Regions from separate parts of the Homo sapiens genome. Here region 1 is linked to region 2. The links are chromatin loops, found by intact Hi-C in ENCODE. Cell type or tissue: HCT116. All regions are shown on one strand. Links, peaks and the distances in the headings refer to the core of each region. The heading gives the core; the rest is flanking DNA. Region 1 has its middle 25 kb from the start of FBN3. Region 2 holds the start of LOC107985282 (a long non-coding RNA gene).

Evidence for each region. Peaks named below come from ENCODE experiments on the same cell type or tissue, not always from the same donor. Only the 100,000 strongest peaks of a DNase experiment are listed, where the experiment ranks them.
Region 1: a loop joins it to region 2, with 6 times the contacts of the local background. A loop is called at or near these places in 5 of 110 quality-filtered maps.

What each region holds. Positions count from the first base shown.
Region 1 is chr19:8,173,323-8,176,233 of GRCh38, reverse strand. It overlaps the pseudogene LOC100422633. Among named protein-coding and RNA genes, the nearest start is that of FBN3, 25 kb to the right of the region's middle. In HCT116, for the core only: no CTCF peak of the experiment used is centred there; no DNase peak of the experiment used is centred there.
Region 2 is chr19:8,239,066-8,241,976 of GRCh38, reverse strand. The region is part of intron 2 of CERS4 (ceramide synthase 4); the gene reads right to left. It overlaps LOC107985282 (a long non-coding RNA gene), which reads left to right and starts at 1,483. Exons shown (of 2, transcript XR_001753859.2): 1 at 1,483-1,643; 2 at 1,892-2,074. RefSeq lists a silencer at 1,412-1,461. In HCT116, for the core only: no CTCF peak of the experiment used is centred there; a DNase peak (open chromatin) is centred at 1,456; H3K27ac peaks cover 958 bases.

The sequences.
Region 1 (2,911 bases), core at 269-2,768, 66 kb after region 2:
TCTCATTTATTTATTTATTGGATTTATTTATATATATATTTTTGGGGGATGGAGTCTCACTCTGTCACCCAGGCTGGAGTGCACTGGAGTGATCTCAGCTCATTGCAACCTCCATCTCCCGGGTTCAAGCAATTCTCCTGCCTCATCCTCCCGAGTAGCTGGGACTACAGGCGTACACCACTACATCTGGCTAATTTTTTGTATTTCAGTAGAGACGGGGTTTCACCATGTTACCCAGCGTGGTCTCACACTTCTGAGCTCAGGCAATCTGCCTGCCTCGGCCTCCCAAAGTGCTAGGATTACAGGGGTGAGCCACCGCACCTGGCCTGGACCGACCCTATCTCTTAAAAAAAAAAAAAAGGCCGGCATGGTGGCTCACGCCTGTAATCCCAGCAGTTTGGGAGGCTGAGGTGGGCAGATCACGAGGTCAGGAGATCAAGACCATCCTGGCTAAGACTGTGAAACCCAGTCTCTACTAAGAATGCAAAATATTAGCCGGGCATAGTGGCACCTGCCTGTAGTCCCAGCTACCCAGGAGGCTGAGGCAGGAGAATCGCTTGAACCTGGGAGGTGGAGCTTGCAGTGAGCCGAGATCATGCTATTGCACTCCAGCCTGGATGGCAGAGCAAGATTCTGTCTCAAAAAAAAAAAAAAAAATTGTGTTGGCCAAAACTTTCACAACACCCATCCCAAAATACTTGTTCTGCGTGGTATGCAGATCAACTGTCTCTTCAGACAAGCACTTCTTTAACCTTTACTTCATCAAAATGGAATATTTCTTTGAAATTCCACACCTTTTAAAATTCCTAAATCCTCAGACAGCTTTCTTAGTTGGTTCATCTGAAGTCTCATCATCTTTGGTACAACAATCTCTAATGAGAACAGGTTTCAATAAAGGAGGTGACTCAATCACCATCTTGTTTTTGAGATAGAGTCTTGCTCTATCACCCAGGCTGGAGTGCAGTGGCACGATCTCAGCTCGCTGCAACCCCGCCTCCTGGGTTCAAGCAATTCTCATGCCTCAGCCTCCCAAGAAGCTGGGATTACAGGCACATGCCACCATGCCTGGTTAATGTTTTTTGTATTTTTAGTAGTAACATGGTTTCACCATGTCGGCCAGGCTGGTCTTGAACTCCTGGCTTCAGGTAACCCACCTGCCTCAGCCTCCGAAAGTGCTGGGATTACGGGCATGAGCCACCGCGCCTGGCCTCAATCATCTTGTTTAACTATTTCTCAAAAGCTCTGATCTGCAAAGGAAGATTAATTTCAGGTCTGAACTGGCCAACAGAAACCACCAAATGTCCTGGGGTCATCTTTTTCTGAAGTCAGGGAATGTTCAGAAATGCCCGCATACCACGTGGTGGATGAACAATACTAGCGTAATTCCCAGCTTTCCACAGTGAGAGGATATGGTTCAGTGTCCAAGAAGAATTCATCATGAGTACATACATCACTGCAAGAACCGAAGAGTCCACAAATAAACCGAAAACTAAATAGTAGTAGATGAGCTTTGCTTTACTGAGGATTCCTGGTAACGAAGGCTGTGTTATTTTATTCAACATTTTGTGCCCATGCCTGTAGTCTCAGCTACTTGGAAGGCTGAGGTGGGAAGATCACTTGGGCCCAGGAAGTCGAGGCTGGAGTGAGCTGCAATGGTGCCACTGCACTCTAGCCTGGGCGACAGAGTGAGACTCTGTCTCAGAAATAAACAAGCGAACAAACAAACAAACAACATAGGCTGTGTGCAGTGGCTCATACCTTTAATCTCACCACTTTGGGAGGCTGAGGTGGGTGGATCACTTGAGATCAGGAGTTCAAGACCAGCCTGGCCAACATGATGAAACCCTGTCTCTACCAAAAATACAAAAATTAGCCGGGCGTGGAGGCTTGGGCCTGTAATCCCAGCTACTTGGGAGCCTGAGACAGGAGAATTGCTTGAACCCAGGAGGCGGAGGTTGCAGTGACCTGAGATCGCACCACTGCACTCCAGCATGGGCAACACAGCGAGACTGTCTCCAGAAAATAATAATAATAATAATAATAATAATAATAATAATAATAATAACAACCTGCTTCAAGATACTTACTTTTTCTGCAGGGCTCTTGAAACCACACCATAAAACTCATTCTCCTTCTCCACTAGCATTGCAGTATGGATTAAAAAAATTCAAATAGGCCAGACGCGGTGGCTCATGCCTGTAATCCCAGCATTTTGGGAGGCTGAGGTGGGCAGATGGCTTGAGGTCAGGAGTTCAAGACCAGCCTGGTCAACATGGTGAATCCCCATCTCTACAAAAAAAAAAAAATACAAAAATTAGCCAGACATGGTGGCGCATGCCTGTACTCCCAGCTACTCAGGAGGCTGAGGCAGGAGAATCACTTGAACCCAGGATGTGGCAGTTGCAGTGAGCTGAGATCATGCCACTGCACTGCAGCCTGGGTGACAGAGTGAGACACTCTCAAAAAAAAAGGCCGGGCGTGGTGGCTCACGCCTGTAATCCCAGCACTTTGGGAGGCTGAGGCAGACGGATCACGAGGTCAGGAGATCGAGACCATCATCCTGACTAACACGGTGAAACCCCGTCTCTACTAAAAATACAAAAAATTAGCTGGGCATGGTGGCGGGTGCCTGTAGTCCCAGCTACTTGGGAGGCTGAGGCAGGAGAATGGCATGAACCCAGGAGGCAGAACTTGCAGTAAGCTGAGATAGTGCCACTGCACTCCAGCCTGGGCGAAAGAGCAAGACTCCGTCTCAAAAAAAAAAAAAAAACAGCAATCACTATTTGATTTTTTCCATTTTTTTGCTGGTTGACACTGACTTTTTCTTTCTTGATAGCAGCAGATTCCTCAAAGGATGATTACCAAAGATTTACATAAATTTCCACATACAATTAGCTCACGAAAGAACAAT
Region 2 (2,911 bases), core at 250-2,749:
GGAGGAAATGAGGCTGAGGGATGTGTTCCTCAATTTCTAGCTTTTCTCTTTTGGATCCAGTTCTTCTGTTTGTTCCCTGTCATCCTCTGTCTTCCTGGGCCTCAGTTGTCCCATCTGAAAAATGGGTACAGCTAGATTCCCTCCTTGTTCTACCAGGCTATTGTGAGGCTCAGGGCAGGCGGGCAGTTTATAAACACTCCATGCTGATATCACAACGGATCTGATTCCTGATTCCTGCCTCACCCGTTTACCAGGCATGGAACGTGGCCTATCTGTGCCTCAGTTTTATCTGTAAAATGGAACAAACAATAGCCCCTCTTCCACATGGAGTGGTTCGGAATGGCACCTGAGGTGGAGTGAGCACCTAGTAAAATTTAGAGGACCGAGTGCAGTGGCTCACACCCAGCACTTTGAGAGGCCGAAGTGGGAGGATTGCTTAAGGTCAGGAGTTCGAGACCAGCCAGGGCAACATAGCAAGACAAAAAAATTTAAAAATTAGGTGGGCATAGTGACACACACCTGTAATCCCGGCTACTCAGGAGGCTGAGGTGAGAGGACTGGTTGAGCCCAGGAGTTTGAGGCTGCAGTGAGCTGTGATCACACCACTGCACTCCAGCCTGGGTGACGGAGCAGATCCTGTTTCGGAAAAAAACCCCCCAAAAAACAGCTTAGACTGTGATAGTTACTGCTAGACAGGAGGTGGGGGCAGGATGGGGAGTGGTCTGGAAAGAAGGGGTGCTGGCCTATGGAGGCTTCTAGATGGTTCTTCCAAGCCCTTAGGACGGTTTCCAGCATCTGAGGTGCCTAAGGCTGCTGGAAGCTTTCCTTGCCCCTGCCACCTTCCCTTAAAGCTGCAGCTGAAGTGTTTGGGCTGGGCTGGACGACAGCAGCTTCAGGGTCATCTGCAGAGCCACCGCGTGGGTGGCAGGGCCAGTGTGACCAGCCTCTTCTCCCCTCACCCCACCCGCCCCCAAGCCTGGCTGCTGTTTGAAGCCTCCCTGGCCCCACTCCCAGCTTGGCCCCTGCCACCTGGGAACCAAACTGATAATCCTTCTTAGTGGCTAAAAATAGCCCCAGATTGGGGGAAAGAGAGAGAATGGGGCTTTGTACTGACACGGGAGGTGGGTTAGGGGGCATGAGTAGAGGATCCCTGCCCCTCTTCAGGGGTCTGAGTGAGAAGGACTGGTTCCCACGGCTTCCCCGAACCCCCAAGGACCCTGGCACTGCTCAGCAGATCAGAGCTATGCACATAGGTTTGTTTTGTTTTGCTTTCAATCTAGCTGGAAATACAGGACTTGTCCATGGTTGTGAAAAAGGCAATTAATTCAGACCCCAGATGTCTGGGCCTCCCAGAGATGAAAACACACACACACACACACACACACACACACTTGCATACATTGACTCACTCACCCGCCCCTGCAGCCTGGCCCGCTGCCTGGGGTCACCTGATTCCTGCGGCCAGAGGCTCAGGCGGGAGCACGTGACATGCTGGAAGGAAGGGGGCTGTTTGCAGATAACCACAGCCTGCCTCTGCACCGGGTCCTGGCTGTCCCTTCCAGACGGACCTGTCTCTTCCACTCTGAGCCTCTCTGAGCAGAGGTCCCACAGGGTGTTAGTGACCAGAGATGCTGCCGGTTGAGGTACCACTCCCCCCAAAGACCCCAAGGTGGACCCCAAGTTCAAGGTTCCGCCTTACCTGAGCCCCTTATTTCTGCACACATTCCTGCCCTCTACATTCTGGCCCTGCTGCCTCCCCACCTCTGCCTCCCCAGCTTAATCCATAGCAACTGCTGCTTGCTGGGCTTCCAACTCACCAAGCTCACTTGTACCATGTTTGCACCCCAGACAGTCACATACATGTCTGACTGTGTTATCATTCTTATTTCAGCTCAAATGTCACCTCCTCCAAGAAGACTTCTCAGACTACCACCAAAGAGGCCACCATATTATTCTGTCTCCTGATCCTGTGTAGTTCCTTCAACCCTCTTGTCCCAGTTGATCTGTTTCATTGGGGTGTCTTCTTCACCCCAAGGCATAAGTTTCATGAAAGAAAAGAATGTTGTTTGAGTCACTGCTGTATCCTCAGAGCCTCAGACAGGGCTGGACACATTAGATGCCACATAAATGTTTGCTACATGGATGAATGAGTAGAATAGACAGATGGACAGGTGGGAGGGTGCAAGGATGTTAGCTCAGGTGGTCAAACTCTCTAGAAAAATAACCCACCCTTAACAGGCATGGTTGGCTTGATCTCCATAAACATTCCCATAAAGGAAACGTGGGAACTGGGAAGCCCAAGGCTCAAAGCAAGAAATGACTAGAGACAGATCACAGGTCACTCAGTCAGCAAGGGGGACAGTCAAGGATAGAAGCTTCCTTGGGTGAGGAGGGGGCTGCTCTGCTCCCACAGTGGGCTCAGGGTTCATACGGTCCTGCGGAGGCCTCCCCAGGCCTACCTCTGCTGATTAAAGTTTCCCCAAAAAGCAAGCTCCTCCTTCTACTTGCCCTCTAAGCTTTCGGGGTACTAGAAGCTAATCATGCAATTTTTCTTTTTTCTTTTTCTTTTTTTTTTTTGAGACGGAGTTTTGCTCTTGTTGCCCAGGCTGGAGTACAGTGGCGCGATCTCGGCTCACTGCAACCTCTGCCTCCCGGGTTCAAGCAATTCTTTTGCCTCACCCACCTGAATAACTAGGATGACAGGTGTTTGCCATCATGCCCGGGTAATTTTTATTTTAGTAGAGACGGAGTTTCACCATGCTGGCCAGGCTGGTTTCGAACTCTTGACCTCAGGTGATCCACCTGCCTCAGCCTCCCAAAGTGCTGGGATTACAGGTGTGAGCCACCACACCTGGCCACAATTTTTCTTTCTTAAAGAGATGGGGTCTCATTCTGTTGCCCAGACTGGAGT